4 separate regions of the Homo sapiens genome follow, and regions 1, 2 and 3 are each linked to region 4. Evidence: read pairs that join two places in POLR2A ChIA-PET (ENCODE). Cell type or tissue: CD4-positive, alpha-beta T cell. All regions are shown on one strand. Links, peaks and the distances in the headings refer to the core of each region. The heading gives the core; the rest is flanking DNA. Region 1 holds the start of LINC02129 (long intergenic non-protein coding RNA 2129). Region 2 holds the start of LOC124903668 (a long non-coding RNA gene). Region 3 overlaps LINC02129 (long intergenic non-protein coding RNA 2129). Region 4 overlaps NSMCE1 (NSE1 component of SMC5/6 complex).

What was found. ChIA-PET counts read pairs that join two places held together with the same protein. Peaks named below come from ENCODE experiments on the same cell type or tissue, not always from the same donor. Only the 100,000 strongest peaks of a DNase experiment are listed, where the experiment ranks them.
Region 1: POLR2A ChIA-PET joins it to region 4 with 24 read pairs; 10 of 35 experiments call an interaction of 5 or more read pairs at or near these places.
Region 2: POLR2A ChIA-PET joins it to region 4 with 11 read pairs; 12 of 35 experiments call an interaction of 5 or more read pairs at or near these places.
Region 3: POLR2A ChIA-PET joins it to region 4 with 14 read pairs; 10 of 35 experiments call an interaction of 5 or more read pairs at or near these places.

What each region holds. Positions count from the first base shown.
Region 1 is chr16:27,176,135-27,183,962 of GRCh38, reverse strand. LINC02129 (long intergenic non-protein coding RNA 2129) reads left to right here and starts at 7,376. Exons shown (of 4, transcript NR_170200.1): 1 at 7,376-7,400. In CD4-positive, alpha-beta T cell, for the core only: CTCF peaks have their summits at 4,126 and 4,326 (motif pointing left); a DNase peak (open chromatin) is centred at 4,262; H3K27ac peaks cover 337 bases.
Region 2 is chr16:27,444,753-27,452,524 of GRCh38, reverse strand. It overlaps IL21R (interleukin 21 receptor), which reads right to left. Exons shown (of 9, transcript NM_181078.3): 7 at 7,249-7,348; 8 at 6,437-6,518; 9 at 483-3,991. The coding sequence ends at 3,242. IL21R-AS1 (IL21R antisense RNA 1) reads left to right here. Exons shown (of 3, transcript NR_037158.1): 3 at 2,719-4,856. It overlaps LOC124903668 (a long non-coding RNA gene), which reads left to right and starts at 7,190. Exons shown (of 2, transcript XR_007065031.1): 1 at 7,190-7,322. RefSeq lists enhancers at 1,760-1,909, 2,250-2,299, 2,140-3,017, 3,280-3,519, 3,820-3,879 and 1 more. In CD4-positive, alpha-beta T cell, for the core only: no CTCF peak of the experiment used is centred there; a DNase peak (open chromatin) is centred at 5,624; H3K27ac peaks cover 932 bases.
Region 3 is chr16:27,165,917-27,173,744 of GRCh38, reverse strand. LINC02129 (long intergenic non-protein coding RNA 2129) reads left to right here. Exons shown (of 4, transcript NR_170200.1): 2 at 1,766-1,915. Among named protein-coding and RNA genes, the nearest start is that of LINC02129, 6.8 kb to the left of the region's middle. In CD4-positive, alpha-beta T cell, for the core only: no CTCF peak of the experiment used is centred there; a DNase peak (open chromatin) is centred at 3,934; H3K4me3 peaks cover 393 bases; H3K27ac peaks cover 294 bases.
Region 4 is chr16:27,227,465-27,235,292 of GRCh38, reverse strand. NSMCE1 (NSE1 component of SMC5/6 complex) reads left to right here. Exons shown (of 8, transcript NM_145080.4): 3 at 1-115; 4 at 1,028-1,105; 5 at 2,146-2,292. Among named protein-coding and RNA genes, the nearest start is that of KDM8, 28 kb to the right of the region's middle. RefSeq lists a silencer at 2,824-2,873 and an enhancer at 3,054-3,153. In CD4-positive, alpha-beta T cell, for the core only: CTCF peaks have their summits at 1,986, 2,246, 4,362 and 4,564 (motif pointing left); DNase peaks (open chromatin) are centred at 1,828, 2,352, 2,882 and 4,422; H3K4me3 peaks cover 2,771 bases; H3K27ac peaks cover 3,322 bases.

The DNA of each region.
Region 1 (7,828 bases), core at 1,758-6,757, 52 kb after region 4:
TTCGAACTTCTGACCTGAAGTGATCCGCCCGCCTCAGCCTCCCAAAGTGCTGGGATTACAGGCATGAGCCACCGTGCCTGGCCACTAATATACCTTCTAAACAGGGCAAGTGATACTGAATTCATATTTACATAATAACGCAAAATTTACCAAAAATAAACATAAAGGGAGTTGGTTCAAAGAGAAATATCAGGTGCATAATTTGCTCGGTGATACTTAGACATGGTAAGAATCCTGGGGGCAAAAATCCAAATGATCAACCAAGAGCCAAATGACCAGTGTTTTTGGAAAATACTGCTCTTGTATTCTCATCTTGCGCTCTGCAGGGGAACACGGGCCTTTATGGAAATTGGCCAGAAAATCAATCTCTATTAATTCCCATTTGTTCACTCTATGTCCTGTGGCTTAAACAACATCACCAAAATCTTTACATTAACGTTGATTAGGTCAGAGATTACATTAAAAGATCTGAATTTTACATTTGATTTTAGAACCAAATAGCTTGCCTTTGCTCATAGTATTCCCCAAACACTAATCCAGGGTATAACCTGGTGAGAAGGAGGGTTTTCAAGTCTTTCTGTTCTTAGGGTGCTATTTAAAGGCAGAAGCAAATGATAAGTGACTCAGGATTAGAAGCCACCCAGACACTGCAGCCAGTGGGGAAAGGATGGAGTGTTGTTCCAGTCCAGGGCACCAAAAGCCGGGCACGTGCCGATTAACGAGTAATTGGGTCCTGGCATGGTGATTTGCATGCTGGAAACTGCTGAAATATTCATGTACTTGACTGTGTCTCTTCCAATTAGATATAATAAATGCAGATTTGGTGGCCATATGTTTTATTTTGATGTAATGGTTTTAACCTTTATGGAGCACGTGCGTGTGTGTGTGTGTGTATGTAGTTCTCCAGTTCTCTAAGGCTGGCCTGATTTGAAACACGCTGGTATTTTTGAGATGCAATTTGATTAGATTATTATTAGAGACTCCTTCTTGGGATTGGAAGAACAAGCAGTATTAGCTTTCTGTTTTGACTTCTGCATTTATTTATTCCTTCCTTCTCTCCTGTGTCCCCCTTTTCTTTCTGCCCCCTTTCTGCCCTCCTTCTCTTGCCTTCCCTCCCTTTCTCCCTCCCTACCCCCATCTCTTGAGCAACTGGATTAATCTCTCTAAGCCTCAGTTTCCCTACCTGTAAAATGGGGATGACAATACCTTTTTATGAGGAGTAAAGAAGATACTGTATATGAAGCATTTAGCACAGTATTTGGCACATAGTAAATGCTCAGTAAGTGGCAGGTGTTGTGATTAGTTATCAGCAGCATAAATCTCAGCAGGTTACCTAACCTTTCTGAACCTCAGTTTCTCCATCTGAAAAATAGGCTCATGCTATTCGTTTCCCCAGATTGTTGTGATGTCTGCTATTTTTATCAGATGCTCAGAGTGAATAAAGAACAAATGAATGAATTTTGGAACTAATTGTGTATTAGAGTAGAAACCCCACAGTAACAGATTATTCCAAAATTTCAGTGGCCTGACATATTACATTTATTTCTCCCTCCCATCACATCCTGATGTGGATGGAAAGGAGGCTCTGCTCCATGCAGTCATTCAGGGATCTGCACTTTTTCCATCTGAGGGTTTAACCCCTGCAGAAGTCTCCAAGTCCTCTTCCTTCAGCCCATGATTGAGGTAAGACAATGGCAGATCTCATGTGGGAGGTTATTATGCGACAGACCAGGCAATGGTGACTTCTGTTCCCATTCCATTTGTCTCTCAGTACATTGCTGACCACAAGCAAGGCTGGGAGCTGTGTGCCTAGGACAGCAAGGAGGACAAGCAGGACTTCATTCTGGATTTAGGTTTCTAGAAACCATAAGGTGGGCAAAAACTTTGCCACCTGCTTCTGAGACTCACAAAAAAGATAACAAATGAGTCTGATTTGATGTCATAAACAGGTTGAAGAGGCAAAGGAAGGCTGAACAAGGGAGAAAGTGAGAAGCAGGTAGGGGACAGAGAGGGAAACTTGCCTGTCTTCTATGGCCTGGGGTCCTGGCCATCGGAGCCACACAGTGTGTCTGTACTTCTTCTCTCTCTCTGTCCTTGTCCATTTTCTCTTTTGGAATCTATTGTTAGTGAGCTCTGCCATTGTTTTTTCTGATTTCATTAAAATGCCACCAAGACACATGCTCTGCAGTATGCCACTTCAGTCTTAAGTGGGGCATTTTTGCTAGATGGATTGATTTTTTTAAATGACAGCATCTGTTTGCTTATACACATTTATTTATAATTCTTCCCCTGACAATCAGAGCAGGGGAATCGGTGAGCAGTAACCAGCTGTTGGGATTAGTGGGGAAGGGAGGCGGTGATTTGATCTGTGAAGGAGTACCAAAGCCCCGGCCAAAAGCAGTAAAAATGGAGCAGATGCCCCCAAATACACTAGCTCGGGGAGGGACGAGTAAATCACATGCGCTGCCAGCTGCAGCCCCACAGAGACACCAGATGAGCTGGGTGAGCTGGAGAAGCTCCTGAGAGTCAGGGGCTGTGTCTGGCCCTCCCTGGGACTTGAGGGGCTTGGTAGATGGGATGGAGGGCAGTGGAGTAGCGGAGAGTAGTGGACCTTGGTGAGCTGGACCCTCTGATGAGTCCCCATGTCGCTCAGGATGAAATCCAGAGAGCTCACCATGGTCTACAAGGCAATACCAATGTGGCCTCTGTTATTCCTCCACCCTCTATCCCTGCTCTCTGCTGCCTCTCCAGGTGTGCACCAGCAGCTCCACCTCCAGCTGCTTCTGGAACATGCCAGGTGCTCCCCCTCCTTGGGGTCCCTCAGGCTCTTCTCTCCTCATCCATCTTCCATTTCCATGGGGCTCACTCTTCAAATCCATGCTCAAATGTCACTTCTTAGAACTATTTCTTATAACCTCCCTCTCCAACCCACTGCCCTCTGGTCTCAATCTGTTTGTGCTGCTGTAACAAAATACCCCTGGCTGGGCAATTTATAAAGAATAGAAGTTTATTTTTCATGGTTCTGGAGGCTGGGAAGTCCAAGATCAAGGCGCTGGCAGATTCAGTGCCTGGTGAAGGCTCACTCTGATTCTAGACGGTGCCTTCTTACTATGTTCTTACATGGTGGAAGGGGACAAAAGGGGACGAATGCTCTGTCCTCACATAGCAAGAGAGGTGGGAGAGCCAGGCAGCTGTCTGAAGCCTCTTTTATGAGGGTATTACGGTAGCCCCCGCCTTATCCTAGGGGGATACTTTCCAAGACCCCCAGTGGATACCTAAAACCACGGATAGCACTGAAGCCTATATATACTACATTTTTTCCTATACATACATACTTGTGATGAAGTTTAATTTATAAATTAGGCACAGTAAAAGATTAACAACAATAACTAATAATAAGATAGAACAATTATAACACTATAGTGTAATAAAAATCCGATGAATATTTATTTCTGGAATTTTCCATTTAATATTTTGGGATGGTGGTTGACCACAGGGAGCTGAAACCGTGGATGGGGGCATTCACTACTGTAATCCCGTGCAAGAGGGTGGGACCCTCCTGATGTAATCCCCTCCTCCAGACCCTACCTTCTAATGCCATTACCTTGGGGGTTAGGTGTCAACATAGGAAGTTTGGGGGAACACATACATTCAAACCCTAGCACCTCCTCTCTTGTTTTCTTTTTCTCCCTAACAGAACCCTTCTAACAAAACACATAGATATTTTAAATGTTTGTTTTCTGTCTGTTCCATAGGAGCTTCATGATGGCAGGGGCCTTGTCTGTCTCGTTTGCCCCTGAACTGTACTTGCTGCATAGTAGATGCTCAGTAAATGTTTGCTGAATCAATGCAGAATTTTTCATTTGAGGGAACAAGTTGTCCCTTTTGACTCTCCCTATATGCAGCTCGGGGGTCACAGAAAGCCCAGGTCACTGAAGGGTTGCTCTCTGGGGCCATCAACCCTGTATTCCTGATCTCTGTAGCTCCCCAGGATCCAGCCCAATGCCTCATACGTAGTAGGCATTCAATAAATATTTGCTGAATAAAGAGATGAGTGAATGACACAAGTTGACACTCTACAATATTCAAGGCAAGAAACAAGGACTCGTCGCTGAATCCTTTTTTTCCATGCCCTCCATCAGCGGGTCCAACCAGCAGCATTTCCAAAATACGCCTTACAACTGAGCACTAGGCTCCAGTTCCTGCTTTAGTGTCAGGGTCTGAACCAACGCCACCTCCCGCCCAGACAACTCCCACAGCTCCTAACTGGGTCCCAGCTGCCGCTCTCGCGCCCCCTACAGTATACTCTCCACACTGCAGCCAGCATGATCTCATAAAACTATGAAATAATCAGTTCATGCCCTTTGCAGGCTCACCACCCTCCAAATGGCATTACATCAAAACCCAAACCCCCTACCATGACTGGCTGCTCCCTGCCTCACCTGCCGTCCCTCTCCCGTCTCGTGCTGGGCCTCCTTGCTCCCTTTGAAAATGCCTTGGGATCTTTGCACTTTCTGTTCCTGGAAGAGAGTCTGGGGTCCCAGGTGAGCTCTCAGAGCAGCAGAGAGCGTCTGCTTGGGAAGGAAGCAGAGGAACGGGCCTTCTCCCGGGTTGGTTGCATGGCTGGCTCCTTTATCCTTCAGGTTTCGGCTCAAATGTCACTTCCCAACCATCCCATCTAACCCAGTTCTCCCTCCATCTTCCCATCTCCACAGAGAGCCCCAGGACTCGGAGGAATGGCCTCAATCCTATCTGTGGTCCCGTGACCTAACTTCCCTGTGCTCTGTCCCCCTCCCTCCCCTCCTCCTATCTGCTTTTGTGCACAAAGCATCATAATGCTTTGATATATTATTTTATCTTTTTCGGTTGTTTTTCTTTCCTCTTGTTCTTCCTTTTCCTTCTCATCAAAACAGGCAGCTGTTGCCTCAGGGGAGGGATATAGCAGAAGGGGAACAAGAAATAGCTCATACATCTTTCTGGCTTTTCTTCTCTTTTAGGAGAATTTAGAGAGTCCTCAGAAGAACTAAGGGGTTGGAGGGGATTTGAGGTACCACCAAGGGTTTTGGAGCCACAGTGGGGAGAACAGAACTCCTCTCCCAGTTGCAGAGAGACTTCCTGTGGCTGGGGGAGAGAGAAGAGAGAGAGGGAGTAGTGGGATCCTGGGCTGTGGGTCTTGGGGTTGTGCTTCCTGGCACCTCCCTGGGGAGGAAGCAGGACCCTGGAGAAGAGGCTGCCTCCAAGCCCGGAAACCCTAACTCATCCCCACTTGAGCTGAATCCTGCTCACAGCCGTTTGGTTTGGCCCATGTAGTGTTTTAATTTTTTCTGATGGATTTCCAAAATTTAAAAGACTGAGGCTGGGTGTGGTGGCTCACACCTGTAATCCCAGCACTTTGGGAGGCTGAGGTGGGAGGATTGCTTGAGGCCAGGTGTTTGAGGCTAGCCTGGACAGCATAGCAAGACCCCCATCTCTACGAAAATAAAAAATTAGCCAGGCGTGGTGGCACTCATCTGTAGTCCCAGCTACTTAGGAGGCTGAGGCGGGAGAATCACTTGAGCCCAGTGAGCTATGATCATGCCACTGCACTCCAGCCTGGGCAACAGAGAAAGACCCTGTCTCAGAAAACCAAAACAACAACAACAACAACATCGAAAATAAAAGATAGATTATTTCAAATTTCTCTTGAAAGTTCAGATTTAGATTTGCAGCTTGTCTGGATAAAGAGATCTGGTAGCGCTAGGCCTGTGTTTCCAGAGGCACGCCTGTGAGCCTGGCACAAACATGATACGTCCCCACAGTCCCCACCTCTTGCTGCTGGGTCACAGCCAGTCCACTTTGTTTGTTTTTGAGATGGAGTCTCGCTCTGTCACCCAGGCTGGAGTGCAGTGGCGCGATCTCAGCTCACTGCAGTCTCCACCTCCCGGGTTCATTCTCCTGCCTCGGCCTCCTGAGTAGCTGGGACTACAGCCGCGCGCCACCGTGCCTGGCTAATTTTTGTAGTAGAGACGGGGTTTCACCATGTTAGCCATGCGAGTCTTGAACTCCTGGCCTCAGGTGATCCGCCCGCCTCGGCCTTCCAAAGTGCTGAGATTACAGGCGTCAGCCACCGCACCTGGCCAGCCAGTCCACTTTGTCTCCTTGATGAACCTGGTCCCTTTGGGCATATGAGTCTGTGGCTCTGGATGATGGTGCTCAAGGCAGCTTCAGTGAAGAGCCTGGGGCCCCAAGCGAGCTCTGAGAGCAGCCGAGGCTTCTAATTTGGAAGGGGTCATGTGGACCGGAAGGATGAAGAGCTGAATGGTCACCCAAGTGGATGGAGGACCTAGACGCCTCTCAGCACTGTGTGAAACCCAAGAACCAACACCCAACCCCAGAAAGGCATGGAAAAGTCAAGAAGGACTGAAGTTTACTTTTATGCCAGCGCAGCAACGTGGAGGATATGAGTCGGAGATTCAGTGAGTCACCGAACATTTTTAAGAAGTGATGTATTTCTGAGCAACTCAAATTTGTGGATGAGATGCAAAGATGCTGCCATATTTTACTTACTCTTCAGGGTCCAGCTTATCCCCTCCAAAGACGAAAGACAATTTTTAGGAGGGCTTCTCACGTGCACAGGACAAGCACAGTGGTAAGCCCTTCATGTCAGCCCTTTATATTCTCAAACTCGAGTGTGCATCAGCGTTATCTGAAGGCCTGTTAACACACAGATTGCTGGGCCCAGCCCCAGAGTTTCTGATTCAGCAGGTCTGGAGTGGGGCCCAAGAGTCTGCATTTCTAGCAAGTTACCAAGTGAGGCTGATGCTGCATGTCTGGAGACCATGCTTTGAGAAACACTGATTTAGAGAATTACCCTGATCAGTTGTCACAATCTTATGTAGAGTCTAGCATCTCTCTCTCTCTCTCTTTTTTAAAGAGAGGATCTCACGTTGTTGCCCAGGCTAGGGTGCAGTGGCATGATCTCAGCTCACTGCAGCCTCCGCCTCCTGGGTTCATTCTCCTGCCTCAGCCTCCTGAGTAGCTTGGACTACAGGCGTGTGCCACCACGCCCTGCTAATTTTTGTATTTTTAGTAGAGACAGGGTTTCACCATGTTGGCCAGGCTGGTCTCGAACTCCTGGCCTCAGGTGATCTGCCTGCCTCGGCCTTCCAAAGTGCTGGGATTACAGGCGTGAGCCACCGTGCCTGGGCAGCAAGTCCACTGCTGCCTCCCTGCAGCCTCAACCTCCAGGGCTCAAGCAGTCCTCTTGCCTCAGCCTCCTGGGTAGCTGGGATTACATGTGCCACCATGCCCAGATAAGTTTTAATTTTTTTTGTACAGATGGAGTCTTGCTATGGCTGGTCTCAAACTCCTGGCCTCAAGTGATCCTCCCACCTTGGCCTCCCGAAGCACTGGGATTACAGGTATGAGCCACCACACCTGGTCTATCATTTCTCTCTCTCTCTTTTCAAGAAGAAGAAGGAAAGGCCAAACAGGTTAATTTGCCCACAGTCACCACTGCCTGCTCTGTTTGCCTTTCCCGGGAAGCCAGTCCCATTCACAAGCACATCCCTGGCCCTACAGAGTTGCTGTATCTGAGGAGGAGGGATAGTGGGGGCATGGGAGGAGAGAGTGTCCATCCTTGCTTCCTCTGTCAGGTGGAGAGAATAATAGCTCATGCTTTTACCTTGTTGACTGTGCAGGGCACTGCGAACAAGTGCTTCACATGATCCACTCGTTCCTGCCTCACCGTGTGTGTGATCCTCATCATCCCATTTTACAGATGAGGAAAGTGAATCCACTTCATCCAACCAGCAGAGTCTGGAAGAGAGGGAGCTCATGTGGGAGGCTC
Region 2 (7,772 bases), core at 2,762-7,761, 220 kb before region 4:
TTTTTTTTATGAGACGTAGTCTCGCTCTGTCACCCAGGCTGGAGTGCAGTGGTGTGATCTCTGCTCGCTGCAACCTCCATCTCTCAGATTCTCCTGCCTCAGCCTCCTGAGTAGCTGGGGTTACAGGCACCCGCCACCGCACCCAGCTAATTTTTGTATTTTTAGTAGAGACTGGGTTTCACCACGTTGCCCAGGCTGGTCTCAAACTCCTGACCTCTAATGATCTGCCCGCCTCGGCCTCCCAAAGTGCTAGGATTACAGTCATGAGCCACCACTCCCAGCCTCCTATTCATTTTTCGAAGTCCAACCAACACCACCTCCTCCCTGAAGCCCCCTACTCCTCTTGATGTTCTCTCTGGGCTACCATCGGTGAGCTGGGACTCACTCATACCAGCCAGGAGGGCAGATTGTGCATATCTCTTCCCAACTCTGTGTTTAGACTCAAATCAGGAGCATGAAATTACACCATGGAAATAAGCAAATGCTACAAATCAGGCTTTATTGAGTGCCTACTATGTGCCAGGCTGGGACTAAAGGCAGTGAACAAAATAGAGTTGCTGGCCTGGTATAACTTGTGTTTTATCTTTATCTTTGTTTCCAGTATGCATTTATCTCTGTCTATCCAACCAATCATTCTTCCTTCAAGCTTTTTATTAAAGCCATTAAGAGTAATATCAAAGACTTTTGCACCAACTTAATACCATCTTCCTATCCACCCACACATCCATCCATCCTCCATCCACCCTCCTACCTACTAATCCCTCCTTTCAGGTGAGCCAGCTCTTGTCTCCAACTTTTATTTTTAAGAGACAGGGTCTTGATCTGTGACCCAGGCTGGAGTGCAACGGTGTAATCACAGCTCACTGCAGCCTCAAATTCCTGGGCTCCAGCGATCCTCCCACCTTAGCCTCCCGAGTAGCTGGGACTATAGGCAAGCACCACCACACCTGGCTAATTTTTTTAAAAAATAATAATTTTTGTAGAGATGGGGCCTTGCTATGTTGCCCAGGCTGGTCTCGAACTCCTGGCCTCAAGTGATCCACCTTCCTTGGCCTCCCAAAGTGCTGAGATCACAGGTGTGAGCCACTACGCCCGGCCCTCCAACTTTGCTCCTCTGTGTTTATAAGCTGAGTTCCCTTCAAAGGTGGGATTCTGAGGAGCCTCATCTGCCCCAGTCCAGAGTCCCCCAATCTGGCCTCAGGCCTTCCCCAACCATCTGTGTTCCCCTCCGCCACCCAGCAAGCTCTGGGTGCAGGAGAGCTGTGCTGCTTTCCTGGGAGCCTGTGGCTCAGGTGGCACCCACAGGTGGCTCCTGGAACCTGTTGCCCCCAAGAAGGTGTGAAAACCACAGCACATCTGGACCCAAGAGTCCCTAGGGTGCAGGTGCACGGGGTGTTGAGGGCTGCGCCTGCTCCGTGCAGAAGCTGTGTTTCCACTCTTGTGCTCCCATCCAAGTCTCACACCCCCCGATCCCAGGCTCACAGTCCCACTCTTATAACCATCAGTGTTCTAGAACCTTCCAGCCTCCTGCCAGGCACCGAGGACTCTCATGCATTCTCTCAGCTACCTCTCCCAACCACCCCACTTCACAGATGAGTCACGAAGGAACCTTCCGCAGGACTGACCTGTGCTGACTTCCAACCCGACCCTGTTGCAAAAGCATGGGTGAGCTAGAGCTGGCTCCTCCAGCACAGCCCTGCAGCCTGCAGTCTGACCTTTGGGGAGGAAGACGGGGCCGGGCCAGGGTGGCCCCAGCTCTACTAAAAATACAAAAATTAGCCAGGCGTGGTGGTGTGTGCCTGTAATTCCAGCTACTCTGGGGCTGACGCAGGAAATCGCTTGAACCCGGGAGACAGAGGTTGCAGAGAGCCGAGATCGCACCACTGCATTCCAGCCTGGGCGACGAGAGTGAGACTCTGTCTCAAAAGAAAAAAAAAAAAAAGAAAAAGAAAATGTTGCTAAGAAATATTTTCTTAGCTTCTTAATTCACATTTCAACAGGTTCTCTGACAAATCATTGACAAACAACTTGACCTCCCTTCAATTCTCCAGGATGAACAAATAAGACAGGATTTATTGGCAGGATTGAATTGGGGCAGGGTAGGGGGCCCAGCAGGATGTGTGGCCGGAGCACACTGCATAGTTCCAACCTGCAGCCCCCTCCATGAGTGCCACGGGGGGTGGGTCCCATGAGCCATGGCCTGCTACGTAATTGGTGTTTAATAAATATCTCTTGGGTGCATAAAGGGAATTTTTAAAAACTTAGTAGCAGAAGTTAGAAAAAGAAATCTTGGTTGGTGGGGAGCTGTTTCCAAGAGACGAAACGGACTGATTTTAAGCCTGGAAACCCCCCCGAGTGGCCCTCTGCAGGCGGGACGGCCCCGCGGGTGCCCAGGCTGTCGCTGACGATTGATGTTCTCACCCCCGCCCGCCTCGGCTCTGGCCGCAGAAGGAAGGAAGCTGACGTTTATTGAGGGTCTGCTCTGGGCTGCGTACCGTACACGGGTGACATCGCCAATTTCCCCCAGGTGTGTCATGCCTTCCCCACTGTCTGGATAAGGAAACTCTAGCCCAGAGAGGGGAGGCGACTTGGCTCAGGTAGCACAGCCAGAAGGTATCAGAGTCGGGATTCAGACCTTCGTCCAGGGGCCGCCCAAAAAATTGCCATTCCCGAGGTCACCATGGGCTCACTCCATCCCCTTTCGCTTCCTGTTGGCAGGTGATAAGGAACAATATGGACTTCTTGCAGCTCCTGGAGGCAGACGCTGGAGGGCTGGGCTCCGCCTCAGTCACAGGCAATGCCCTGATCCCACAAAGCCCCGGAGATGCTGTGGACCAACTTGCAACACAAGACCCTAGGAGGGAGGACGGCTGTTGTCATCTGTTGACCACAAACACGTTTACTGTGCACACTTGTGCACATGGGTGAGCTCCGTGAGTCCAGACATGCACAGGGCAGGTGAATGCATGGAGTACCATGGGCATTATCCCAGGCCCACAGGCACGTGCAATCACACACACACGTGGACATGCCACTGCGCACCTAAGACACACACACACACACACATGCATATGCACACACACACATATGCACACACACACACAGACACTGTAAACATCAGGCTCAAAGGCCCATCCAGGAGACCAAAGGCTGCAGGTGTCTTCACATCACAGCCCAGGTGACCTTGTCTCTGGCTCAGGGCCCAGTGGCCTGGCCAGCTCTGGACATCCAGTCAGCCTCATTAGCTGGCCTGGGGTCCAGGGCTCGAAAGTGGCGGAGGAATGACCACCCACTGGCGGAGGTAGCTCCGGGGGGGTCCTTCGTCCCCGGGGCTGGTGAAGTCACACTCCACAGGGCTGCTGCAGTCAGAGCCCACAAAGCCACTGTCAAACGTGTCCATATCCAGGCCGGCCAGGGGTGAGCCCGCCTCACTCTCTGAGACCCCTCCAGGTGACCGGCCACCCCAGGGCAGTCCCCCAGCCCAGTCCTCCCCATCTGCAAGGGGTGGCTTTAGTCTGTCCAGGAGGCTTCCCAGGGGCCCTCCTAGCCCAGGGCTGCCAGCTGAGACACAGCCACAGGACAGGACTGTGGTCCCTGCATCCAAGAGTGGGTCCTCTAGGCCTGGGCTGGGCTCCAGGCCAGCATCCAGGTCCAGGGCTGGGTAGCCGTCATCCTCACAGCTGCAGGGCCAGGTGCATGGCCCCTCTGCATCTAGCACAGTCACTGTGTCAATGGACACCAGGCCGTATGGCCGATCCCTCTCCTCACTGTAAGCTGAGCCCCCCGAGTTCTGGGCTGTCGGCCAGAAGCTGGGCTTGGGCACACCGTCAGACTCCACCAGCTCTGCTGGTTCTTGTAGCTCCGTGAGCTGCAGCCTCTTGGCCGGGCTCCGTGGTGGGTGGCAGCTGTACACCTCCAGGGTGGAGGGCACCTCTGGGCTCCAGGGTCCCAGCTCCAGGCTGGAGCCAGTGAAGGGTGCACCCACCCATTTCTGTGAGAGAGAAAAAGAGAGAGTCATAGCACAGGATGAGGGTAAGGTGAGGGTTTATTTTTCTTTTACTTTTATTCTTTTGAGACAGTCTGGCTCTGCTGCCCAGGCTGGAATGCAGTGGTGCCATCTCGGTTCACTGCAACCTCTGCCTCCCAGGATCAAGTGATTCTCCTGCCTCAGCCTCCCAAGTAGCTGGGACTACAGGCGCCTGTCACCACACCCGGCTAATTTTTGTATTTTTAGTAGAGACGTGGTTTCACCATGTTGGCCAGACTGATCTTGAACTCCTGACGTCAGGTGATCCACCCGCCTCAGCCTCCCAAAGTGTTGGGATTACAGGCGTGAGTCACTGTGCCCAGCCAAGGTGAGGGTTTAAACAGACAGAAAGACAGACACAGACACAGAGACAAGACAAAGAGACATCAAGAGAGACAGACAGAGACATGAAGATAGACAAAGACACCGAGAGACAGAGAGAGAGAGAGGAATCAGGACCACAATGTGCTCCCACCCTAGTGGATCCCCCTCCTACTCTGGGCCTCAGTTTCCCTACTTGTAGAAGGGAGTTGCTACCCTTAGTAGTGTGACCAGTCAGACAACTGGTGGCCCCATAGTCCAGGCAGGGACCAAGATTCCTGAGTCAAGGAGACATGGGGGCAGGAGGGCCTGAGGTCTGAGGTACCCCTGAGCCATCTCCTGCTTTCCCGCCTCCTTGATGCTTCTTGAAACCTAGCACTCTCCTGGTTTATGTGTCCCCACCAGACAGACACTTGGCCCCCGGACATAAGTCTTGTCTCTTCTGTCCATGGCTGTAGCCCCAGTGCCTAGCACAAAGTAGGTGCTCAATAAATGTTTATTAACGAAATGAATGGGTGGAGTGGATCAATGAAAAGCCACTTGGAAAGGCCTTTGTACACTTTGAGGATAAAGGATGTGGGTGATGCTGGCTGAGGCGGTGGCCCTTAAACTTGAAGGACCCTCCCCTTCCCTCCCCTGCCAGGACTCCCACTCACGACACCAGAATCCTCATGCAATTGGCAAGGAAAATCCCCAGGAATGGGTATCTCCCTGTTTTGAGCTCATCTTCCTCAAAAACTCATCTCAGAACTGTGATGTGGCCACCACCACTGATTCAAAGTCGCTTCTCAGCTGTGTGCCCTTAAGCCAATTACTTACCCTCTCGGTGCCTCAGTTTCCTCATCTGTAAAATGGACCTAATAATAGCACCCACCCGTAGGGCCGTCGTGAGGATTAAATGAGTCACTGTTTGTGATGCTCCTAGGGGACTGCCTGGTATATAGCAAGTGCTATATGAGTATTGGTAAAAATCAACCCAAAATCAATGTGATATTTGAGCTTTAGGGAAGAGGAAAGGGTGGGTCTTATGTGGGTTGGGGTCCATGTTCCTCCCTGCCCACTCTTTGGCCTCCTCATGGGTGCCCTGGGGGCAGTGGAACATCCACTCTGCAGGGGCTGCTGTGAATATGAGAATGAGTGAGGCAGGAAGGGTGTCCAGCGCAGCACCAGGCAGACAGCAGGAGCTCAATCAATGGTCTAGGTCTACACTGTCTGACTTTCAGGCTGGGCTGCAGCAGGTGGGGCTGGCCCTCCCACCTCTGTCACCACATCCTCTCTGTGGCAGCCACTCCCACTGCTGCAGGGTGGGTGACACGGCTGTAAATGGGCACAGACAACCTGTGGGTGCTGGCGGGTGGTGGTGAGTTGGAGGCTTGGCAAATGTTAGTGTGTTTTGCCCCGTGGGCCAGGCTCTTTCCAGAACCTATTCCCTCTCCAACCCAGATTAAGGACACCTAAGAAAGGACCAGTGGGGCAATCTGTGACTCAGGAGACCACCAGCCTCACCCCCTATCCCAGTCTGGTTCCTTGGGCTGGGCCAATGCTGCATTATTTTGTTTACTTTTTCTTTTTGATTTTTTTTTTTTTAAGATATAGTCTCTGTCTGTTGGCCAGGCTGGAGGGCAGTGGTGTGATCATAGCTCACGGCAGCCTCTGAACGATCGTCCTGCCTCAGCCTCCCGAGTTGCTGGGACTACAGGCGTGCACCACCTCACTTGAATGATTTTTAAGTTTTTGGTAGAGATGGGGAGGCGGAGTGGTGGTGAGGGTCTCCCTATGTTGCCCAGGCTGTTTTTGAACTCCTGGCCTCAAGCAGTCCACTTGCTTTGGCCTCCCAAAGTGCTGGGATTGCAGATGTCAGCCACCACACCTGGTCAAATCTTGTTTAATTCTTCTGCCAATTCTGCACCACAAGAATGACTGTCTACACTTTGCACATGGGGAAACTGAGGCCTGGCTTGTGGCTTGGCTGAGACCTGGATGCTCTAGGCCTGTGGGGTGAGGCTGGGGAGCCTGGGGTGAGGGGAGGTGGGGCTCCTGAAGAGGAGGAGGGGCTCCGAGGAGCTCATCACAGGGTCGGGAGCTCACCTTGAAGTCTCCGCTGCAGCCCTTGTACAGGGGCATGAAGAACCGCTCAGGGCTGGGGACGGCCCATATCTTCTTCCATAGCCTGAGGGGGCAGAGAGGGGTGAGGACCCTGACATCACCAGAGGGCAGCCTGGCCTCCCATTCGGACGCTCCCCAGCTTCATCCTACAGGAGCTTCCGAGCATCCCAAGACTCAGCCCAGGCGCCTCCCTCCTTCCCTGGGGCTTGGTTTCCCCTTCTGTAAAATGGGAGAAGTAAGTCTCCCTCACAGGCTCCTGAAGGGATATCGTGGTTATGTTCTTGGCTGCCTGTTGCGTGCTGGGCAAATGTTGCCCCTTCTGAGCCTCAACTTCTTTATCTGCAACCAGGGGTGCGCAGAGAGGCCATTTCAGAGGTGTGGACTATTACAGCCACCTCTTCACCACCACCTAGTGGCCCCTTAAGCCCATTAAGCCTCAAAGCTTAAAATCCACTGGACAAGATCACAGCTGAGGTCCCTGTTTAAGGGCACAGATTTTCAATCCCAATTTCTCCACCTTGGAGCTGTGTGACTTTGTCCTTGACATCTCCTTGCCTCAGTTTCTCCATTTGTAAAATAAGGGCAACTGCAGTGTCTCAAGCTCATAGGGCAGCCATGGGGGTGAAGGGAGTGCCCTCCACAGTGTCCAGCACATGGTGGCTGTGAGTTGGTTATTATCCCATCATCATCATTGTTACCATGATGACAGTCATGTTTTCCAACCCTGCATGTATCATACAGGGGCAGTGGCCCAGGCTGACCACCTCCCTGCCTTCCTCATCCCCTGGCCTCACCTCCACAATGGATGGGTCTTCAGGCTCCAGAAGGCAGGAATGAAGACTATGACAAGCAGGAGGAGAAGCAGCAGGTGAGGGTTCCAGCCTTCCTTTAACTCTGGGAAGGAAGCAAAGAAAGGGTTAAATGGCACCAACTCTACCAGAGGCCATATGGGGTGGGCATGGTGGGAAATGGGTCTGGGGTAGAGTGGAAGAGGGTAGGAGAGGCTGTTACTGCTAGTGTCTTGAAGTGAGATGGATCTGGGTTCAAATCTTGTTCTCATTCCTCACCCCAGGCAAGTAACTTCATTTCTCTGAGCCTAAGTTATCTCGTCTGAAAAACAGGGCTGATTCCCACTTCAGAGTTAGGGGGATCAAATGCCTAACAGAAGAAGCAGCTGGCACCCAACAGGGCCTGGCCAGCAGGGGCTCTAGAAATGTAATTGAAGGGCTACATCTGAGGATGAACAACTGAATACCTCCCAGCTGTGCCAGAAAGCTCAGGGCTTAGGGTGGCTAGAACAGGACAAAATTTGATACCA
Region 3 (7,828 bases), core at 1,401-6,400, 61 kb after region 4:
TCCATCCTCAGCCTCCTAGTAGCTGGGACTACAGGGTGCGCCACCACCTGGCTAATTTTTTAATATTTTATAGAGACAGGGGTCTTGCCGTGTTGCCCAGGCTGGTCTTGAACTCCTAAGCTCAAGTGATTCTCTCACCTTGGCCTCCCAAAGTGCTGCGATTACAGGCATGAGCCACCATGCCGGGTCGCTTTTCAAATTTTAACTCAGTTAAATCCCCACCACAACCCTATGAGGTTAGAACTGTTATTATCTCCATTTTAACATGGGGAAACTGAGACAAAAGGGCTAAGTAAATTACTCGAGAGCCCACAGCTGGGCAGTGGCAGAGCTGAGGTTCAGATCCAGGTGGTCTGGCTTCAGGGTCACTGCCTTGTGCCTGGGGGCACCAAGAGCAACCCTCAACCCCACTCTTGGCAGGTTGAGGCTTGTGTGTAAATGGAGGTTCACATACCCTGTGTGCAATATTTACAAGTTATATATCAAGCTAACAACACTATGACATGAAATCCGTTCTGTCCTCCTGCCCTGAGAAATCTCTCTTCATAGTGACCTGAAAGGCCAGGTTTGCATCAGGTCTTTTCTGACTTCCCTGGGTTCTGTGCTAGGATGTGGGGGTCTGGGGGGAGCCGCCCAGTGTCCTCCAAGGTGTGGGGACCCTCTTGCCTGGATTTACAAGCTGTATTAGGTGAGGGACAGGGAAAAATCAGCACAGCACCTAGGTTTGTGGCTTAGGCAGGTTTTAGCCCAAACTCATGGTCCTTTGTGGAGTTCCCCTCCCCTAAGATTGAGTTACTTGCCATTTTTTTTTTTTTTTTTGAGACAGAGCCTTGCTTTGTCACTGTCAGCCAGGCTGGGGTACAGTGGTGTGATCTCGGCTCACTGCAGCCTCTGACTCCCAGGTTCAAGTGATTCTTCTGCCCCAGCCTCCCAAGTACCTGGGACTGCAGGCACGCACCACCATGCCCAGCTAATTTTTGTATTTTTAGTAGAGACAGGGTTTCACCATATTGGCCAGGCTGGTCTTGAACTCCTGACCTCGTGATCCACCTGCCTCGGCCTCTCAAAGTGCTGGGATTACAGGGGTGAGCCACTGTGCCCAGCCCGAGTTACGTGCCTTTTTATCTTCACCCTCAAGACTCTGCTTGTGGAGGTTAATTATAGACAGACATTTCCACTGACTCTGTGACCCCAGCTAGTCTCTAGGCCTCCTCAAGCCTCAATATGCTCACCTGTATAATGGGGCCACTTATAACTTCTTCCTTCCTATCTCTTAGTGAGTGAGAGGATGTATTAATACATAAAGTGTGCATGGCAGGGACTCCTGTGCATTCACCAAAGTCCCTTTCCTTTTCCTCCTGGGTACATAATCTATATTTTCCAGCCCACGTTGCTGTCATATGTGGCTATGTGACCAAGTTCTGGCCAGCAGAATGCAGGCGTGAGTAATGTCATTACTTCCAGACTTGATCTACTGAAACCTTCCCCACGAGTCCCCTTCTACTCTTCCCCTGACTGCTGGCTGGATGTGAGGATTCGGCAGAAGACTCTAATACCCAAGACAGGGTTGGCACACTATGGTGCATGAGCTAGATTCTGCCTGTGGTCTGATTTCATAAGTAAAGTTCTACTGGAACACAGCCACATCCATTCATTTGTGTATTCCCTGTTGGTGCATTTGTGCCGTAAGGGCAGAGTACACTCACTGTGTCAGAGACCCTGTGACCTACAAAGGCAAAAACTTCTATTATCTGGCTCTTTATAGAACAGTTTGCTGATGCTTGCCCTCAAAGATGGCAGATCCACAGATAGAAGGAGCCTGGTTTGTGAGTAGCAGCATCGGAAGCTCAACATGGATGGCTGCTGGGAATCTCCACGTGGGACTCTTCATAAGGGAGAAATCAACAGTTAGCACGTAAATCTTTGACATTTTGTGATTTGTTTGTTACAGCAGCTAGTATTACTTATCCTCACTAATATGCACATAGTAAGTTTGTTTGTTACAGCAGCTAGTATTACTTATCCTGACTAATACACACATAGTAAGCAAAAAAGAAAAGACAGCTTCCCTTGTGATCTATATTTTTCTTTTTCTTTTTTCTTTCTTTCTTTCTTTCTTTTTTTTTTTTTTTTGAGATGAGGTCTCACTACGTTGCCCAGGCTGACCTTGAACTCCTGGGCTCAGGCGATCTCCCAGCCTTAGCCTTCTGAGTAGTTGGAACTACAGGTGCATGTCACCATACCCAGCTTATATTTTTATACTCTCCATAAACTTTCATATTTGAAACAGCTCAGAAAAATGAGTGGTGCTAGCTGTAGCTTTCTCTCACCTCCAGGCCTTTGTACATCCTGTTCCCTCTGCCAAGATCATTCTTTTCCCATCTCTTCACCTCATTGTCTCTTACTGATCTTTTAGGCCTTAAGGTAGACAACAGTGCTTCCAGGCAAACTTCCCTTGCTCCTCTGTCCCCCAAGACCAGGTTAGGTGCCTCTATTACGTGCCACTAAATAGCCTTAGAGAAACAGTATACTTGAGTGGTTAAGAGCTGAACCCAGTTAGACTGCTTGGCCTCAATCTTGGCCTATCACAAATAAGCCATGAGACTTTGGGAAAGTAGCTTAACCTCCCTCTGCCTCAATTTCCTCATCTGTAAAATGAGAATAATAATATTGTTTATCTCATAATGAAGTGGGAATTAAGTATAGTGGAAATTAAGTGAATTAAAGTACAGTTGAGGCTGGGTGTGGTGGCTCATAGCTGTAATCCCAGCACTTTGGGAGGCTGAGGTAGGAGGAGTGCGTGAGCCTAGGAGTTTGAGACTGACCTGGACAACTAAGTGAGACCCTGTCTCTACAAAAAGTAAAAAGAATTAGCCGGGGTTGGTGGTATCAGCCTGTAATTCCAGCTACTTGGGAGGCTGAGACTAGAGGATTCCTTGAGCCCAGGAATTGGAGGCTGTAGTAAGCTGGGATTGTGCCACTGCACTCCAGCCTCGGTGATAGAGTGAGACACCATTTCTGGGGAAAAAAAGTTATACTAAGACTTCAACTGTGTGGGGATTTTGTGTCCCAACACCTGCATTGTTTAAGAGTCAAATGTACTTAGAATTACATGGGAGGAACTAAATAAGTGTCAGGTGACATTATCACATTATCACTATTCTTTCTGTGGCTCCTGTCACAGCATGCACCATACACGAATGCCATAGTGACACTTTTCCAGTGGACTGTGGGGTACTTGAAGCGTAACAGGCTTTCCATACATTTTGGTTGATTGAAAATGAATGAAGCAGTAACTACTGCCCAGTCCTCTGGGGCTTGGCCTACCAAGGCTCTCCAGACAGTGCCACCCCCTTGCAGAGGGTTTAGGGCTAAATGAAACTGCAGCTTGAACAAGGACAGTTTCTGATCAAGGGAGACAGACTAGAAGCCCTAGAACTCAGCCTTTTTTTTTTTTTTTGGTTGGGGTGGACAAAATCTCACTCTGTTGCCCAGGCTGGAGCGCAGTGGTGTGATCATAGCTCACCACAGCCTTGCTCTCCTAGGCTCAAGTGATCTTCCCACCTCTGCTTCCCAAGTCGCTGGGACTACTGGCATGCACCACCGTGCCTGGCCAATTTTTGTGTTTTTTTTATTTGTGGAGACAGAATCTTGCTATGTTGCCCAGCCTGGTCTTGAACTACTGGCCTCAAGCAATACCTCCTGCCTTAGACTTCCCAAATGCTGAGATTACAGGCATGAGCCACCATGCCTGGCCAGAACTCAGCTTTATCAGTCAGGCTAGAACTCAGCTTTATCACTCAAGATTCTTTGTTGCAAACCACAGAAACCACACCAGCAAGCTTAAGTACAGGAAGAATACGACATGATTCAATAGATCACAGAACTTCCAGAGGGCTATGATCAGATTTGGAGACTATGTATGCAAGCGGGGCACTTAAATTACACCACCAGACTGCTCTAGTGGAGAGCCTGTCCCTACTGTTTCCAGCCAGAGGCAAACCAGCTTGACTCATTGATGCCCGTTGTGATGGGGTTCCGGCCTAACTTCTGCAGCGGCTGCTGTGCAAGCAGCCTGCCTCTTGTGACCTGCTGAGTGTGTTTGCACAGACAGATGGCACTGAAGAGCTTGCAGAGTCTGGGAAAAGGGGACTTTTGATGCCAACTCCCTCATCTCCCAGAATCCTGGAGATCAGATTCTATTGTATCCCCTTCCCTTCCCTTCCCATCCCGTCCCTTCCCTTCCCTTCCCTCCCCTCCCCTCCCCTCCCCTCCCCTTCCCTTTCTTTTTGAGACAGTCTCGCTCTGTTGCCCAGGCTGGAGTGCAGTGGCATGATCTCAGCTCACTGAAACTTCTGCCTCCCGAGTTCAAGTGATTCTCCTACCTCAGCTTCCTGAGTAGAGAGTAGCTGGGATTACAGGCACATGCCACCATGCCCGGCTAATTTTTGTATTTGTAGTAGAGATGGGGTTTCACCATATTGGTCAGGCTGGTCTCGAACTCCTGACCTCAGGTGATCCACCCATCTCAGTGTCCCAAAGTGCTGGGAGTACAGGCATGAGCCACCGCACCCAGCCTCCCTCCTGCTTTTCCAAAAGCAGTGGTAGATGATAACAATGGTAACCAACATCATTGACTCCCCATGGGGCACTGAGCCATGACTCCTGATGGGCCACGTGTTTTGCAGCATCGTCTCCCATCCTTCTCACTACAATCCTGGGTGGCAGGTGCTGTTATGAGCTTCATTATACATATGAACTGAGGCTCAGAGAGGTTAAGCAACTCATCCAAGGTCACACAGCACAATTGAGAATTTAAATCGAAGAGGACTCCAGAGCCCAGATTCTTAACTACCACACGGTACTGCTGTCTTTACTCCCCGGGGAACTTAATTGATGGTTTAGACAATAGCGAGAGGGAGGGTGTGTATGCATTCATGAAACCCGGTCTGTGCCAATCTTCCCACCAGGAAGGGTGTTGTTGCAGGGCAGGATTGTGCATTTCAGCCGAAGTGGTGGCAGGGGAAGGGTCCCTGTCCTGGCAGACAATGAGCTTTTTGACTTCTAGTGACCAAAGGGTAAGAAATGGAACTAAGCTCTTGTCCATAGCCTGATGACGCCGATGCTCCAGGATCCTTCTTCCCTCCCTCCCTTCTCCATCCTCCTTCATCTTTCTTCCCCTACCATTGTCACCATCCCTATCACCACCACCCTATTATCACCATCCTCATTCAGCATGGGCCGCTATGCACCACTGTCCTCTTCATATTATGTCACCACCAGCCCATCACCAGCCCACCGTCCTTTATTATGACCATGACAATAACCATCACCCTGGGCACTACCACCACCACCGAGCCATCACCAAACTGTCAATGTCACCATGTCTACCGTCTTCCTGACACCCTCATCACCACCGCTATCAGCATCATCAACCCTTCCATCCCCCTGCCATGACTGCCTCTCTGCTGCCACTATCTCCACCTGCACTGTCAGCATCACCACCCGACTCTATGAGCCTGTTCACATCACCATTCACATCACCATTCAGTGATCGACTTCATTCACCACCCCCAGCCCTGTCACGATCATTCCACTGTGCTTGCCATCACTGTTGTCCCCCCAACTATCTTTTTTATCTTTTTTTAAGGTAGAGGTTCTTGCTCTGTCGCCCAGGCTGGAGTGCAGTGGCACGATCATAGCTTACTAGAACCTCAAACACCCAGGCAACAGGCATGTGTGATGACCATGCATGGCTAATTTTTATTTTTTTTTAATTTTTGTAACCTGGGAGCATACATTCAAGTTGCCCCGAATATACACTCCCCCAGCTAATTAAAAAACTTTTTTTTGTAGAGATGGGGTCTCTCTATGTTGCCCAGGCTGGTCTCGAATTCCTGGCCTCAAGCGATGCTCCCCGCCTCGGCCTCCCAAAGTGCTGGGATTACAGGTGTGTGCCATGGTTCCTGGCCGCCATCACCAATATTTTCACCAGCACCAATACAACCCTGCACAAGTCACGAACACTTTCTGAGTCTCTCCTGGGCTTTAGGCTAGTGTTAAATGCCAAAGATGAAAACATGCTGATGAAAGGGACTGTGATTTGTGTTTTCCGTCATTGCTATCATCAGCGATTACTGGGCTCTCTCATTCATGCCTTATTCACCACCATTCCCTGCCTAAACAGTTGCTTTGAGCAGAAGTGCATCCTGTAAAACGTGTGAGTTTCTCCAATATCAAAACACGCCCCAGAGCCCAGCTTTTGCCTTTCCCCTTCCCTTATCCCACAGGCAAATCCCACTCACCGTTCCCTTACTGGTTTTGGTTTGGTGTCACCAGAGAGTACATTTTCCCCTCTCTCCCATCCCTCTCCAGGCCTCTGCATGCCTGTCTTTGACCAACTTGTAACTGGGCTTTAAAGCTTCCCAGCCCCAATATGCTGATATAATTATGATCATATGTTAGGCGGGTTTTGTGAGCCTTAATTAAATGTCCCTTGGCTAAAAGAAGAAAATGGCAAAAATCTGCTTCCCATCGCCAAGGCTGTGCGGGGCCTCTGGAAACCCGTTGTCTTTTGGGTCTGGGTGGCGATTCTGAAGAAAACAACCTGTCCTCCCGGCCAGGCCACAGAGAGGAAAGAGAGGCTGAGCCTGGAGGCTTGAATCTGGCCCCAGATGACCGGTCAGAAGCAGGCAGATTTCAGCTCATTTCAAGAGCCTGTGGTTGGTGGAGTGGGTGGGCTTGGTGGGCTCCGGCGTCACCGTCTTGGTAATAGAATGAGCCCTTACACTAATGCCATTGATTGTAACTGTAATTAGCGGATTTAAGGGCCGAGGATTCAATAGCTCCACAGTCATTCTAACATGCCACGAGTGGGTTAACACTTGTCATTTCCACTGTTTCCTTGGCTTTCAAAGACAGGCAGCTGCTTTCCTTGAAGGGGCTTCATAGGGGCAGTGGGGAGATTTGGGTCCAAATCCTGGTTCTGTTCCTTGCTGTGTGATCTTGGCAAGCCCCTTCACCTGTCTGTGCCTCAGAAGGTGGAAAACAGAGATAATGGTAGTGAATACTGCCTAGAGCTGTGGTGTTGATGAAACACCTGCGTGCTTGGCACAAGGTAAGTGTGCAAGAAGTGTTTTCTGTTAACATTGTTAATTTTTTATTTTATTTTGTTTTTATCTTTTTTAGAGACACGGTCTTGCTCTGTTACCCAGGCTGGAGTGCAGTGGTGCAATCTTAGCTCACTGTAGCCTCAACCTCCTGGGCTCAAGTGATCCTCCCACCTCAGCCTCCTGAATAGCTGGGACTACAGGCATGTGCCATCTTGCCCACATTACTACCTCTTATCTCTGTTTCTCTCTGTCCACCCACACAGATATGCTTTCTCAGATTTTCTGTTCATGTGGGGACCATGTTTCAGAGCTCCCAAGGTTACAAGTTACTATGCCCAGGTAATTAAAAAATTCTTTTTGGTAGCAATGCGGGTCTCACTATGTTGTCCAGGTTTGTCTCCAACTCCTGGGCTTAAGTGATCTTCCCGCCTCAGCCTCCCAAAGTGCTGGGATTACAGGTGTGAGCCACTGTGTCTGGCCCATTATTAACTAATTAGTGCATCAAACAAATGTGTCAGAAATTCCAGTGGATTCTAAGTGGACATGGGCATGTTGGGATATCCCCAGAACACTAGTAGGTGTGGGCCTACCATCTGCGTTTGCAGGAGGACTGAGAAATATCCAGAAAGCAAAGGCCTTTAGGAGCAGCAAGAAGCAGGGCCTGGAGGAGGATAAGGCAAGTGAGGCATTCAGGGCACAACATTTAAGGAGACCCC
Region 4 (7,828 bases), core at 1,572-6,571:
CACCGTAGATAAGTTGGAGGACTTCATCAACAACATTAACAGTGTCTTGGAGTCCTTGTATATTGAGATAAAGAGAGGAGTCACGGAAGATGATGGGAGACCCATTTATGCGTTGGTGAGTGCCCGGCAGAGCCCTCTAGTGGCATTTTTGAGGAGCTGGAACAGGGCCCAGGCAGCCTGTGTTTGCTTTGGTTTGATTTCTCTTTTGGACAGTTCTTTGCAAAGAAGTCACTCCAAATGTATAGAATATTAGGAATAAAGGGAGAAAATGGTTTTTTATTTAGAATAAGACATAGAAGCTATGAAAAGAAACTCTGTAGGAGTGTCAAGGATTGCAGGCCATGTGGGTGGGGCCTTCAGTGGTTTTCAGATTTACTCTCACAGGTAGGGATTTGGGCCTCATCCCTCCTGCCGCCGACTCCCCGTTCACCCACGTGATGTGTTCAGGATGCCACAGCCAGAATGGCAGAGCCAGGAGTGAAATACAGCCAGGGTGAAATACAGGAGTGGGAAGCTGACATGCCCCATCCCTGGCTAGGAGACACCTCAGCTGGTCAGAGGACATCTGGCTGCTCCCAGCCAGGCTCACACTCAGAAAGGGGCACTCTAGTCCAGGGTTGCCCAAACTCAATTCCCTGGAAAAAAAACATTACAGAGTCAAAGAACTGTGGAAATGCTGGTCAGACATGGCAAAGCAGATTTCCTTGCTATCAGACTTCTCAGTGCTTTTTTTGCATTTGAAGCTCCATTAACATGCAGACAAATCTCCCAAATTTATCTGAGTTTGGAAAATACTGCACACCCTTTGGAGTTCTGAAACTTCTGAGGGCCCAGCATGTTGGCTGAGCTAAAGAATAAAGTCTGTAATATACGCCTGGTTACAGATCCATCCCTGCGGCCCGCAGTGCCTGGATACAGGAGCTCAGTGACTGGCCAGAGATGGAGGAGGGGAGGGAGGGAGAGCCAGCGACACGTTAACCAACACGCAAAGAGCACAGCCTGACTGTCGTGCTGACTTATTTCTTAGGTGAATCTTGCTACAACTTCAATTTCCAAAATGGCTACGGATTTTGCAGAGAATGAACTGGATTTGTTTAGAAAGGCTGTAAGTAGAGTAATCCCCATTGCCCATTGGGTGGGCTTCTTATGGGAAAGTTCTGTCTCCGTCATTAGCAGTGGCAACTGCAGTGTTCAAGGATCACTGGGGGGACATGGGCCACCATTGCTGTCTGAGAAAAGGCTTTGCAGGGAGATGTCACTGTCTACCCATCTGGAACTCACAGCTGCCAGGGGGTCCCCATGGCTGCCTGAGAAGGAAGTGCTGGGCCAGGTGTGAGCCCCAACTGGATGGGCAAGAGCAGGGCTTCACTGGTAGTAACAGGCGTTCCTGCCTGGCTGCTCCAAGTGCCATCTGGGAAAGGCAGCAGCAGCAGCATCGCCTGGGAGCTTGTTAGAAAGGCCCGGTCCCAGTCCCCACTCTAGACTGCTGAGTCCGAATCTGCATTTTTGCCAGGTGCCCACTGAATCCTTTGCACGTGCACATTTGACAGGTACTGTTCTACCAGGCTTCAGAGCTATTTGCTCAGCCTTCTGCTCAAACACATGGCTAAGAGTGGTTCTCAGGCCTAGATGCAATGATAATAACTGCAGAGGTGAAAAATAATTCAGACATTTCAGCCCCACTCACGATCTGTTGAATCCAAATCTCTGAGAACCAGGCGGTGGAATCATTCCTTTTAGATCTTCTCCTGGGGATTATTAGCCACCAAGGTTGAGGAGCAGGTGCTGAGCTGAGCACACACCTGCGTGTGCAGGAACCTGTCTTCCCCAGCGGTTCCTGCCTGCCGTGTCTCTCTCTCACTGCCTCCGAGGCCAGCCGTGAGGCAAGGCGACCCTCTTTGATTTGGGGACATTAAGATGATTTATTTGGGAGGATGTTATAGAAGTGACCTCTGAGTCAAAAGAACTGAGCACAGTCCTGGCTCTTGATGCACATTAAATTGTTTTCCCGGAATACCATGCCAGTGTACAGTTCTGCCTGTGATCTGAGTGGTTTTACTGTGCCTCTGCCAGACTTGGTATTACCATTTAAAAGTTATTTTTGCCATTTTAATAGATGAGCATGATACCTGCTCTTTCTTCCAGCTGGAACTGATTATTGACTCAGAAACCGGCTTTGCGTCTTCCACAAACATATTGAACCTGGTTGATCAACTTAAAGGCAAGAAGATGAGGAAGAAGGAAGCGGAGCAGGTGCTGCAGAAGTTTGTTCAAAACAAGTGGCTGATTGAGGTACTGTCTCATGGTTTTTCCAGCCTGGTTCACTTTTTCAAGTGAATAACAGTTTTTTCTCCAAAATCGTACTTGTAGCCAACTGATGTCTGAGGAGCCCGGCCTTCTCGGATCCCTTATCTGCTTTCATGCATTCCAGCAGTGACCCCGTGGGGAGGACTTGGGCCTCACTCCTCCTGCCTCCCACTCCCCGTTCACCCAGATGATGTGTTCAGGATGCCACAGCCAGAATGGCAGAGCCAGGAGCCGCGCCCAGGGACTTGGGCCCCAGGATCAAGGCTCTAGCCCACAGACTGCAAGGCAGGGCAGTTCCGTGGCTGAGAGTGTGGCTCTAACATCTAACCCGGGTCTGAACCCTGAGCCAGGTGACCTCATGTTCCTTGTAAGAGGGGAGTCGTTGTTTCCCCTTCGGGGCTGGGTGTGTCAGGAGCGGGAATGGGACCTCACAGTAATGTGCTCGGTGCTAGGCTGGCTGGCTCGCGGGGGAGGCGGCAGAGGAATTGGTGACATTACCACTGTTGTTTTTGTCAGCAGTGAGTTCCTCAGGGCCAGTGCTTAGAAGAGGCATAGACCTGCTTCAGGAAAGGAGCTGTGACATCTGGGACAGGCCCCACTGCAGCTCCAGTTTCTAGATGTTGCCCCCACCCCCACGTCTAGTCCTGCTGAATGGAGCAGAACAAATGTTTCAGTTCTTTTTCCACAAAAGGCACCCCTGTTTTCAACAGCTCAGTGTTTGCCGAGTTGACCACAGCTGTGCCTCCCAGGTGCTTGTGCCCATGTGTGTTGAGGACGCACTCACGCCGGGTCCCCGCTTCCTCACTTGGTGGTCGGACTCGTGGCCAGAGGCTGCTGCTTGTGGCTGCAGCGATTCTCCGCTTCCTTTTCAGGAAGGCTCGCGTCTGGGTTGGGGAAGTCTGTGTTCTGAGTTACTGATTTCTATTTAGGGTGGGCCTGTCCCAGGAACCTGACCCGAATTCAGTTCCTGGGGTACCTGATGGGAAGACAGGGTGGAGAGGTCATGGGGTGAGGGCAGGGCTGGGAGCTCCTGGTGAGTGCAGGATCTGCTGGGCGCGTTCCCGTATGTCATGTCTTGGAGGCTGTCTGCTGCCCTGCAGTGGCTCCATAGCTTAGTTTTTAGCTGACAGCTCAGGGGTCTGGATGACGTCGGACACCCTGAGAGTGGCAGGGCCGAGTTCAGGCCCCGGTTTGGGGACTGCAGCTCCCATCAATGGCTTTGTCACAGTTGTTCTTGCCCTCCAGGCTGTATTTGGCACTAGGGAATGTTCTAGGGCTACTCAGGTTATAACTGACCATTCTCGCTTGTGGTGCAGCCCCTCTTCAGGCCAATTTTTTTTTTTTTTTTAAGATGGAGTTTTGCTCTTGTTGCCCAGGCTGGAGTGCAATGGTGCAATCTTGGCTCACCGCAACCTCAACCTCCCGGATTCAAGCGATTCTCCTGCCTCAGCCTCCCAAGTAGCTGGAATCACAAGCATGCGCCATCACACCCGGCTAATTTTTCTATTTTTAGTAGAGACGGGGTTCCTCCATGTTGACCAGGCTGGTCTCGAACTCCTGACCTCAGGTGATCCGCCTGCCTCAGCCTCCCAAAGTGCTGGGATGACAGGCGTGAGCCAGCGTGCCCGGCCACAGGCCAAGTTTTTTAAGGGTAGGGGTTATGACCTCTTCATGGCTGGTCCCCATTGCAGAATGTAGTGCCTGGCACCTCAACTGCTCAATAAATGCTTGCTGAATGGATGACTGGACAGGTGGATGAGGTTGCAGAGGAACAGCATTTAAAACTTACAAAAAATGTTACAGGAAATATCTGCTCATTACAGGAGGATTAGAACATGTTGAGATGCATAAAGAAACCCACTGAAGTCACCTGTTATCCCAGACCCTAGAGCCGAGTGCCCCAACATCCCAGTACACAACACTTTGCACCCTGCTTTGCACCCAAGAGCACCATGCCTAGCACATGCTGCCACCATTGTGCATGGCTTGCAGGGCGTGCCCCCAGCTTTATGGTTTGACTTGCCCTTTGTCTGCCCTTGGTGTCTGGAGAGGGCGGTGGTGGATAGGAGAGGCCCCGCCCTGGAGTCTGTGGCGGTGAGCTGTGGCTGCAGGCGCTTGTACTCTGTGCCTTTCTCAGTTCGGTGGCAGTGCTGGCACCACCTTCTGCAGGGCGCCTCTGAGCTCGAGGGAGGGTGGACAGAGGATCCGGGAGCTGCCACCTGCAGGAGCGCTGCAGAAGTAGCAGGGGGCCCTCAGCACTGGCGCTGGGCAGTAGCCCTAGAGAGGCTTCTTGTTGACTGCCTGGCCTGCTGGGGCCCTCAGGAGGACGAAGGAACGAAGCTAATGTGGCAGGGGCTGTGTGGTGAGACTCCTCCAGGTTCCTCCGCTGCCTGTGGTGAGCAGCTTCTCGTTGCGGAGACTGTTTCCTCATCTGCAGGATGGGGACATTGCCAGCTCCAGGTGTTTTCTGTGAGGGTCCAGTGCTCTCTGACCTACATGGCCTGGTAAGGGTTGCCTTGAGGTCTGCGGCACTCTGGAGGAATCACTGAGAACCGGGGCGGGTGCTCACTTACCCAGGACAGGTCTTCCTAGGGCAGCACCTCGATCAGAGAGACCACATGTCAGTGTCTGATCCTTGGCCTCTCAGACACAGGGCTTCCCACAGAAATAGCCAGGGGCCCACTGACAAGGCCCTTCCAGGTGGGTATATCACCCCAAGGACACGTCACTCCTGGACAGCCAGTCCTGTGTGAGACTGGCCCGGCATGGAGGTGCTGAGGCAGCTGTCCGTCCAGGAGAAGGCCCAGGGGTGGTAGGTGGTTGGGGTCAGCGGGGAGGCCTCTGAGAGCAAGCGCGGCTCATGGGAGCTGGGCGTCTGCTGATCGGCGCACCTCCATACACCCCAGGACTGCTCCCTACACGAGGTCCTGACTTCCAAGTGTTGTGGCGAGGCGCCTGGGAGATCACCTGGGCTGTCGTCGTCTTTGAGGGCTAGGGCATCCCTCCTGCCCCTCCCCTGATGGGCCCTCAGAGGACTGAGTGGGTCATGAATGGTGAGCCTTGGGTGCAGTTTCAGGCACATAGCAGGTGTTCAGTAAATGCAGCTTGGCTGGGTGCAGTGGCTCAAACCTGTAATTCCAGCATTTTGGGAGGCCAAGGCGGGTAGATCACTTGAAGTCAGGAGTTTGAGACCAGCCTGGCCGATATGGTGAAACCCTGTCTCTACTAAAAATATAAAAAAGTTAGCTGGGTGTGGTGGCGGGCATCTGTAATCCCAGGTACTCGGGAAGCTGAGGCAGAAGAATCGCTTGAACCCTGGAAGCAGAGGTTGCAGTGAGCTGAGATCGTGCCATTGCATGATCTAGCCTGGGCAACAAGAGCGAAACTCTGTCTCAAATAAATAAATAAAAAATAAATGCAGCTCCTGCCTCAGTCTGAGCTTGAACTTGCTTAGTGTCAGGCATTCCTTTGGGATCAGTGCAAGGTCTACTTCATCTTCCCGTGGGTGTTTATCACAGGCCTGCCAAGTGCTGGGCCCCACAGCAGGTGCTGCGGACACAGGAGTGAGCACAGCCAGAGCTGGTGGCCGCTCCCATGGGGCCATGGTCTGGAGGGGGAGCCCGAGATCAGTGAGACGGTCATCTCACTGCAGTCCTGGTACAGATGGAAAGGAAACATGGCTTTATGACAGCTGTCCCAGAGGAACCGGCCCTCAGCTGCTGAGGAAGTGACACTTGAGCTGAAGGCTGTGTGGGAGTTGCCTGGAGCCTGGGGTGGGAGGATCATCAGCCCGGCAGTGGCCCTGTGGCCAGCAGGTGCACTCAAGAAGCTAAGGCCAGGGCCATCTGAGCACAAAGATTGCGAGGCGAGCAGACGGAGGGCAGCCCGGGAGATACGCGTATTAGGGGCTTGGCTCTTGGACCTAAGGGTGGTGGGAAGCCCTGGGGTGGGGGTGAGTTGGGAGTGACAGGGCCAGGCTTGTTCGGTAGCGAGTGCGTTGCTGGAGGAGAGTGGGCTCAGAGAGCAGCAGGAGCAGGGGAGGGTGGAAGAGGGTGGAGGCCGGGGAGGTGGGTTGCCATGATGGATCTGTAGGGGAGGGTGGAAGAGGGCGGTGGCCGGGGATGTGGGGTACCATGATGCATCTGGAGGGGAGGGCGGAAGAGGGCGGTGGTTGGGGGTGTGGGGTGCCATGATGGATCTGGAGGGGAGGGTGGAAGAGGGTGAGGGCTGGAGAGGTGGAGTACCATGATGGATCTGGAGGGGAGGGTGGAAGAGGGTGGTGGCTGGGGATGTGGGGTGCTGTGATGGATCTGGAGGGGAGGGTGGAAGAGGGTGGGGGCTGGAGAGGTGGGGTACCATGATGGATCTGGAGGGGAGGGTGGAAGAGGGTGGTGGCTGGGGATGTGGGGTGCTGTGATGGATCTGGAGGGGAGGGTGGAAGAGGGTGGGGGCCAAGGAGGTGGGGTGCCGTGATGGATCTGGAGGGGAGGCTGGAAGAGGGCGGTGGCCAGGGAGGTGGGGTGCCATGATGGATTTGGGAGCTTTGGGGGAAGGTAACAGCCATAGGACTGAGGACCGAGGACAGCCTGGGGGCTGGTCACATCCTCCCATTGCCCACAGCACTTGGATGACACAAAGCCCCTGTGCACCAGCAACAGCTGCGGTGCAGGGCACAAGCACCTGGTGCCCCGGCCTCCCTCCACTGTTCCCGCAGCGGCTGTCCATGCCCCAACCCCACGCTTCTGCCCTGCCTTCCTTCCTGTGCTCACCCAGCTCCTCTACTGGTGTTCCAGAGCGAACGCACTGTGAGCCCAGATTACGCAAGCACACCCCTCCACATTGCACTGTGGGGATGAAGGTGGGAATGGGGTGGGGGGCTCTACCTGTCAGAAACGGGAGTGGGCTGGGTGCGGTGACTCACGCCTGCAATCCCAGCACTTTGGAAGGCCGAGGTGGGCGGATCACCTGAGGTCGGGAGTTCAAGACCAGCCTGGCTAACATGGTGAAACCCTGTCTCTACTAAAAATACAAAATTAGCCAGGCGTGGTGGCGCATGCCTGTAATCCCAGCTACTCAGGAGGCTGAGGCAGGAGAATTGCTTGAACCCGGGATGCGGAAGTTGCATTGAGCCAAGATTGTGCCATTGCATTCCACCCTGGGCAACAAGAGCAAAACTCCATCTCAAAAAAAAAAAAAAAAAAAGAAAAGAAAAGAAACGGGAGTGACAGCTCTTGCTTGTAAAAATTAAAAATTAGAAAATAACAGAAAAGGCAGTTGAGCACTCGGGTGACTTGCAGGCGTCAGTGACGTCATCTCCTGGTGTGGTTCATATCCGATGCATGAGCTGACTGTGGAGAAACTGGAATCAGCCTGCATGGGTCCATGTCCTGGGTCCCGTGTCATTTGCCTGCCTTGGGTCTCCCTCAGTGCTGCCTTTCTCCTGTGACCTGGCAGTAGGGTCGGCCTGGGGAGCTGCATTGTTCTTGTGCTTCCGGGCTCTCCCAGGGATTTCAGGATGCAT